2 separate regions of the Homo sapiens genome follow, and region 1 is linked to region 2. Evidence: chromatin contacts called from ENCODE Hi-C or POLR2A ChIA-PET data. All regions are on one chromosome and are shown on one strand. Each heading gives the region's core, a stretch centred on a gene start or an enhancer-like site at or near the end of the contact. The rest is flanking DNA. Distances are from core to core; before and after follow the strand shown. Region 1 holds the start of SAP30BP-AS1 (SAP30BP antisense RNA 1). Region 2 has its middle 20 kb from the start of MIR3678.

The links. Hi-C counts contacts between places; a loop is a spot of excess contacts on that map. ChIA-PET counts read pairs that join two places held with the same protein, here RNA polymerase II (POLR2A). Pooled maps may share reads with other maps.
Region 1: a loop to region 2 is called in a pooled map, with 2.6 times the contacts of the local background. The contact joins the promoter of SAP30BP-AS1 here to the enhancer-like site in region 2. A Hi-C loop is called at or near these places in 6 of 50 pooled maps. POLR2A ChIA-PET finds 5 or more read pairs at or near these places in 2 of 52 experiments (T-cell and WTC11).

What each region holds. Positions count from the first base shown.
Region 1 is chr17:75,683,267-75,686,619 of GRCh38, reverse strand. SAP30BP-AS1 (SAP30BP antisense RNA 1) reads left to right here and starts at 1,821. Exons shown (of 2, transcript NR_186496.1): 1 at 1,821-2,155; 2 at 2,842-3,077. All of the region lies in intron 3 of SAP30BP (SAP30 binding protein), which reads right to left.
Region 2 is chr17:75,424,699-75,428,425 of GRCh38, reverse strand. No RefSeq gene overlaps it. Among named protein-coding and RNA genes, the nearest start is that of MIR3678, 20 kb to the right of the region's middle. RefSeq lists an enhancer at 1,622-1,681. Within about 2 kb of position 1,950, at least 21 of the 41 ENCODE cell types and tissues checked have a DNase peak (open chromatin) inside an H3K27ac peak, as active enhancers do.

The sequences.
Region 1 (3,353 bases), core at 572-3,071, 260 kb before region 2:
GACACGCTGGGGTTGCCTTTGCTTAGACCACTTGCTGATGGGAAGGCTCTGCTCCCAACCACAGAAGGTTTCTTTTTTTCTTTCTTTTTTTTTTTCTTTTTCCTGAGATGGAGTCCCGCTCTGTTGCCCAGGCTGGAGTGCAGTGGCGCAATCTCGGCTCACTGCAAGCTCCGCCTCCAGGGTTCACGCCATTCTCCTTCCTCAACCTCCAGAGTAGCTGGGACTATAGGCGCCCGCCACCACGCCTGGCTAATTTTTGTATTTTTAGTAGAGACGGGGTTTCACCTCGTTAGCCAGGATGGTCTCGATCTCCTGACCTCGTGATCTGCCTGCCTCAGCCTCCCAAAGTGCTGAGATTACAGGCGTGAGCCACTGCGCCCGGCCCCAACCACAGAAGGTTTCTATAGGAATGGGTGAAACAGGAGTTTGCCAAGACTTATTAAGCCGGCTATAGAATTGGCCTTGTAGACTGAAGACAAGGTAGGGAGGAGGAAGGGAAACAGTTTCTCTATTTGAAAAATCTGGCTAAATTTACAAAGCCCACGTGACTCAGCACGGCTCCTGATGTTGTTACATGGAACATGTTACAACCAACTAGACTTCAATGTAAATGCAGGGAGCTATTTCCAAGGGGGACTTTTGTTATCCGACTATTCCAAGTACAATCTACATTTGATTCAAGACACTTCAAGATTTTTGGTTTCTTGAAAGTTACAGAAGATGGTCAGAGAGGGCCATTCCCTTTTTGTCTTATCCCCAGAGTGTCAGGAACGGGTGTATCTAGGTCCAGAGTTTGCCTCACACCAAGGATCTGAGTCAAGCTCTTGGTGGTGAGGCCAGGACAGGCTTTTTCCCTTCAAGGCTTCCCACAAGAACAGTATCTCTGTGCTTTAGGTTGATATATTTGGGGGGTTGGGGGGAGCCTGGAGACAGACAAGGACAAAAGAGACAGCTTTGTGAGGTTGAGAATGCAAGTCTGGAAGGCACACAACTCTACATGGCTACCAAATTACAAAAGCATTCCATCTGAGAGGCTGGCCGACAAGCTGAGGAGTTAGTTACATCAACATCTCAGGCAAATATACTCGCAGTCCCTGAAAGTCAGGGTGACAGAAATGCAAACTGGTCATCATCGACACCGGTAGGAAGGGGACTGAGTTACTTAGAGGGCCAAAAAGAAGGCAAGCATCTTTGAAGCACAGCCCAGAAAATATTTACCTAACTCCAAAGTTAGGAATAGAAATGAGCAAAATCCTATTGAACCCAGAAATCACACAGCAGCATTTCAGGAGACATGGATGAAAATACAGAACGAAGGTCGGAAGTGCTGGATCCCTAAGGACAGGCAGTCCTCTGTATCATATAATTTCAAAGAAATGAGTCCCAGATGGGGAAGGAGGGGCCCAGCCACACCTCAGTTAGCAATCCATGGCATCTGGCCCGAAGGGAAGGAGGTATGTTGGGGCTTGCACGGCTGATGGGAGGGTGTACCAGACACGCGGTGGCTCCCTGTGGGCTGTGGAACCACAGGAGTGAGGTGGGGCTTCTGGGAGTCTCAGCTTCAGGTTACTTGGATCAACTGCCATCAAGAAGGCCCCTCTGGCAGTGCAATGGAGCCAAGGAGGGGTCAGAGGGAGAATAATGGTCATTGTTCCCCTTTGCATGAGATCACAACTTCCAACAACTACCAGCGCTTCTACCAGCAGTGTTCAGCTTATGATGTAGTGAGGCCTTCCTTGGAAGGTGGCAGGACAAAGCCAAAGCAGGCTTGGATTTCCTTCCCTTGCGACAATTGAAGAGTGACTTTCATGGCCTGCCTGCCTTTCTGACTCCTGCTCAGATCCGGTTATCACCCAGCAGGCCCCTAGAACCCCCAGAACCCTAGACCTCAGGCTGGGGTAGGTTCTTCCCAGCACAGCCACTCCACGAGCTTCTGGAAATTCCATGTCTCCCAGCTGTGCAAGGCAACCCTAGTGTTGTTGAGGAAAAGCCTAAAGAAGACCATCCATCGTGTTGAGCGCAGGGAAGTGCCGAATGCTACGTAGGCTTGGGCATTCTCAATAGTTCAAGGCCCACATTACAACTTCCAAGAGAAGGGTGGTGGATGGCTCACAAACCAGCAATGGTCAAGGGCCATTTCCTTCTCTGGTCCTGGGTGAGTCATACTGTAATTTTGTTCCCTTCTAATCAGCACTCAAAAGATTACAGGGTATGGGAGATAGAACACAGGGGCAGGTGGACTAATAAAACAGGATGGAAGGATGAAGCATATACTCTCCCACTCACATAGCACCCCACATGACACCCTAAACGTAGAACCCACTACAAGCTAACCTACACTATTCAAGTCTCACAATAACCCTATGAGGTAGACATTATTATTTCCATTTTGCACACGAGTAAACTGAGGTAAAACACAATGAAGCAGCTCACCCAATAAATGGCAATGTTGAAATTCAAGGCCAAATCTGTTTGGCTCAAAAGCCCAGTTATCCAGTTATTCCCAACTTCCCACCTTCTCCCTCTAGACTAAGAGGCTGCAAAGGGTAGCGGTTTCTAGGAAGCTGTTGGTTCAACCACTGGGTAAGCCAACAGTGAAGACCAAGAAGGAAAAGCACCCCTCCAGGAATGATTCTCTAGCAGGTCAGAGTGAAGCAGGTATTAAAACCCTGGACTTAAGGGAAGACAGCCAGAATTATTATCTTTCACCTATGACGATCAGGGGAAACAGCTCTAGAGTCCATGGGGCCCCAGTGAGTCACATCTGAGTTAACTTGTTTGAAAGGGTTGGTCCTGCAGGCTTAATCACACAAACCGTGGGTGCTACCTCCCTGTCCTTAGCCTAGAGACTTCCTGGGGACTCACAGAAAAAATGCTACCAAATCCTGAACTCTACCCAGCTCTTCTCCCTTCCTGGGGGAACAACCATGTGGACTTCCAATAAGAACACGAGCTTAAAGAACGAGTTATTCCTTCTGACCCAAGTAAAGCACATGGCCCATTTCCTGTTCACCAGAGAACTTCATTAGAGGGAAACTGCAGACATAGCATTCAATTATAAAAACCTATTCAGATTTTGCTAGTGTAACGTGCTTATTTCTGGATTTAACTTATATAGCTGAAGAAAATATGAGAATGAGGGAAATGATGTGAAAATCTGTGGGGCTAAGGACTGGTGTCACTACTAGAACAAAAGTTGGTAGATCTCAATGGGTTTTTAAAAAAATCTCCATTTGGAATATTTAAAAAATTATTATTATTATTATTATTTTTTACCAAGCACCATGGTTCATGCTTGTAATCCCAGCACTTTGGGAGGCTGAGGCAGGCAGATCATTTGAGGTCAGGAGTCC
Region 2 (3,727 bases), core at 701-3,200:
TTCTGTACGAGTTAGTTCTCCTCCTAATTTAATTGCTTGTAATAAGAAGGGTTAAAGACAGGCTTAATAGAGTGGACATTCTAGTTGCCAATTAAAACCCAGGCCGGGCACGGTGGCTCACGCCTGTAAATCCCAGCACTTTGGGAGGCCGAGGCGGGTGGATGACGAGCTCAGGAGATGAAGACCATCCTGGCTAACACGGTGAAACCCCGTCTCTACTAAAAATACAAAAAATTAGCCGGGCGTGGTGGCAGGTGCCTGTAGTCCCAGCTATTCGGGAGGCTGAGGCAGGAGAATGGCGTGAACCTGGGAGGCGGAGCTTGCAGTGAGCTGAGATTGCGCCATTGCACTCCAGCCTGGGCGACACAGCGAGACTCCATCTCAAAAAAAAAAAAAAAAAAAAAAACCCTTAGCTGTATTGTCATATAAAACACAGCCAGTAAACAGTGTCTGTTACCACCAAAACTATTGGTTTTCATTATGCCACGTTACTTCACCTTCTCCTGTGGTCAGATTGCTCGGAGAGGGGGTTGTTCCCGGTGACAGCCTGGTTCAGGGTGCCCAGATGCCTTGGGGGTGGGGGCTTGGGGCAGGCTTGCATCCTTGCAACCAATCTTGTTCCTCTAGGTTCTAACTGGCAATTATCTTACTGTCATGATCCAGACATACAATAATAATAGCAGTAGTAGTAGTAGCTTACTTTTTTTTCATTTGAGACTGAGTCTCGCTCTGTTGCCCAGGCTGTAGTGCAACGGTGCAATCTCGGCTCACTGCAATCTCCACCTTCCGGGTTCAAGCAATTCTCCTGCCTCAGCCTCCCAAGTAGCTGGGATTACAGGTGCCTGCCACCACGCATGGCTAATTTTTGTATTTTTAGTAGAGACAGGGTTTCATCATGTTGGCCAGGCTGGTCTCGAACTCCTGCCCTCAAGTGATCCGCCCACCTCGGCCTCCTCCCAAAGTGCTGGGATTACAGGCATGAGCCACTGTGCCCAGCTGTAGCTTACATTTAAGAGCTTGCTGAGGGTTAGACTCTGAGCTAAACACACTGTGTGCATTATTTCATTTTTGCTCCTAAGACAAAATGTCCATACATTCAGGATCCTAACCAGAGAGGAAGACATCAGACTTTGCCACTGAGCAATCTAAGTCTGAAAATGTTTTAGAAGTGAAAAGAGAATAAATTCCACAACTTTCTGCCCTTGAGCCATAAAACCAAAAAAGAGTCTAGTAGAAAGGGAAGATATGTTTCATAGAAGGCAGAGAAAATGCAGCTTCTGAGTTTATTAAGTAAATGGGAAAACATTATTTCTGTTCTTTTGTAACCACAAAGAATTGAAACTTGTGGTTGGCCGGGCGCAGTGGCTCACGCATGTAATCCCAGCACTTTGGGAGGCCAAGGCCGGCGGATCACGAGGTCAGGAGATCAAGACCATCCTGGCTACAACGGTGAAACCCCGTCTCTACTAAAAATACAAAAAAATTAGCCGGGCGTGGTGGTGGGCGCCTGTAATCCCAGCTACTCGGGAGGCTGAGGCAGGAGAATGGCTTGAACCCAGGAGGCGGAGCTTACGGTGAGCCAAGATCGCGCCACTGCACTCCAGCCTGGGTGACAGAGCGAGACTCGGTCTCAAAAAAAAAAGAAAGAAAAGAAACTTGTGGTTAACAAAGATTTAGGGGTTGGCGGGGGAGGGAGAGAGCAGTCTTGTTGGGTCGTGAATTCTGTTTTGGTTCCAGGGAAATAGGGTTTCCATTACATATGGTGCAACAGGATATTTCCTCCACGCTCCATCAAACAACGTTTCCTGGCACTTCTAGTGCGGCGAGTCCGGGCAGCAAGGTCGAATCCATTTTTGGAGCCAAAGGACTGCATTCCTTTACAGTTAGTTAGTTCTACAACCACCTCTGAGGAAATGCCTGCCTGTCTCGAGTGACATCTAATGGCAACCAAGGGAAGTACCCGATTTTCCAGCCTAGGTAAGGATCACCTACAAATGCTGCACTCTTTGTCACAACAGAAGCCGCTTGATCCTTTCCCTCACTAATTACCCTGTGGTTGATGGCAACACGTAGGGCTGACAACATGAGCAAGTAGAAGTTATTCCACTTGCTAATTAAAACCGTGAAGTATGCTTTCATGTAAAATGTGAAACCACCGAGTTACATTTGAATGTTCCCAAATCCTGGCCTCGGCAGTGATCGTCCTGGGTAAGTCACTTGTCCACCAGGGGTACACCTGCTTAGCTACAGGCTGGAGTGGCATGTTTTCTCTGTAAAGGGGCCCTAAGACATTTTTTTTCTTTCTTTCTTTCTTTTTTTTTAAGACGGAGTCTCACTGCGTTGCCCAGGCTGGAGTGCAGTGGTGCGATCTCGGCTCACTGCAGCTCCTCCTCCCAGGTTCAAGTGATTCTCCTGCCTCAGCCTCCCGAGTAGCAGGGATTACAGGGGCCTGCCACCATATCCAGCTAATTTTTGTATTTTTAGTAGAGACGGGGTTTTACCATGTTGATCAGGCTGATCTCGAACTCCTGATCTTGTGATCTGCCCACTTCGGCCTCCCAAAGTGCTAGGATTACAGGTGTGAGCCACCGCTCCGGACCATTATTTTTTCTTTTCTTTTCTTTTCTTTTTTTGTGAGACAGAGTTTCATTCTTGTTGCCCAGGCTGGAGTGCAGTGGCGCCATCTCGGCTTACCGCAACCTCCGCATCCCGGGTTCAAGTGATTCTCCTGCTTCAGCCTCCCGAGTAGCTGGGATTACAGGCATGTGCCACCACACCCGGCTAATTTTGTATTTTTAGTAGAGACGGGGTTTCTCCACATTGGCGAGGCTGGTCTCGAACTCCTGACCTCAGGTGACCTGCCTGCCTTGGCCTCCCAAAGTGCTGGGATTACAGGTGTGAGCCACTGTGCCCGGCCTGCCATTATTTTTTCTATAAAGCTTTAAGGCACTGGGCACAGTGGCTCACACCTGTAATCTCAACACTTTGGGAAGCCAAGGTGGGCAGATCCCTTGAGCCCAGGAGTTCAAGACCAGTCTGGGCAACATGGAGAAACCCAGTCTCTACTAAAAATACAAAAATTAGCAGGGTGTGGTGTGGTGGTGCCCACCTGTAGTCCCAGCTACTAAGGAGGGTAAGGCAGGTGACAGAGGGAGACCCTGTCTCAAAAAAAAAATAAGAAGAATAAAATAAATAATGGTCGTAATCTACAAAGCGTTTTGAGATCATTGGGTGACTGGCAATACAGGTATGCTCAGGAGAGAACAGCTAAAAGATACAGTCTGAGAAGCTTTTAATAACTATGACAACGGTGGATCCAAGTGGAATTGTTAAGACGAAGAAAGGGAAAATTGAGAGGAGAATGTCTAAAAGGTAAAAATTAAGAAAAAAAAATTTTTTTTTTGAGATGGAGTTTCGCTCTTGTTGCCCAGGCTGGGGTGCAATGGTGCAATCTCAGCTCACCGCAACCTCCACCTCCCGGCTTCAACTGACTCTCCTGCCTCAGCCTCCCAAGTAGCTGGGATTACAGGCGTGTGCCACCATGCCTGGCTAATTTTGTATTTTTAGTTGAGACGGGGTTTCTCCATATTGGTCAAGCTGGTCTTGAACTCCCAAACTCAGATGATCTGCAGGTTTCAGCCTCCCAAAGTGCTGGGATTACAGGTGTGAGCCACCACGCCCAGTCAATTAAGAAACATTTTACAACACTTGGCCGGGTGCTGTGGCT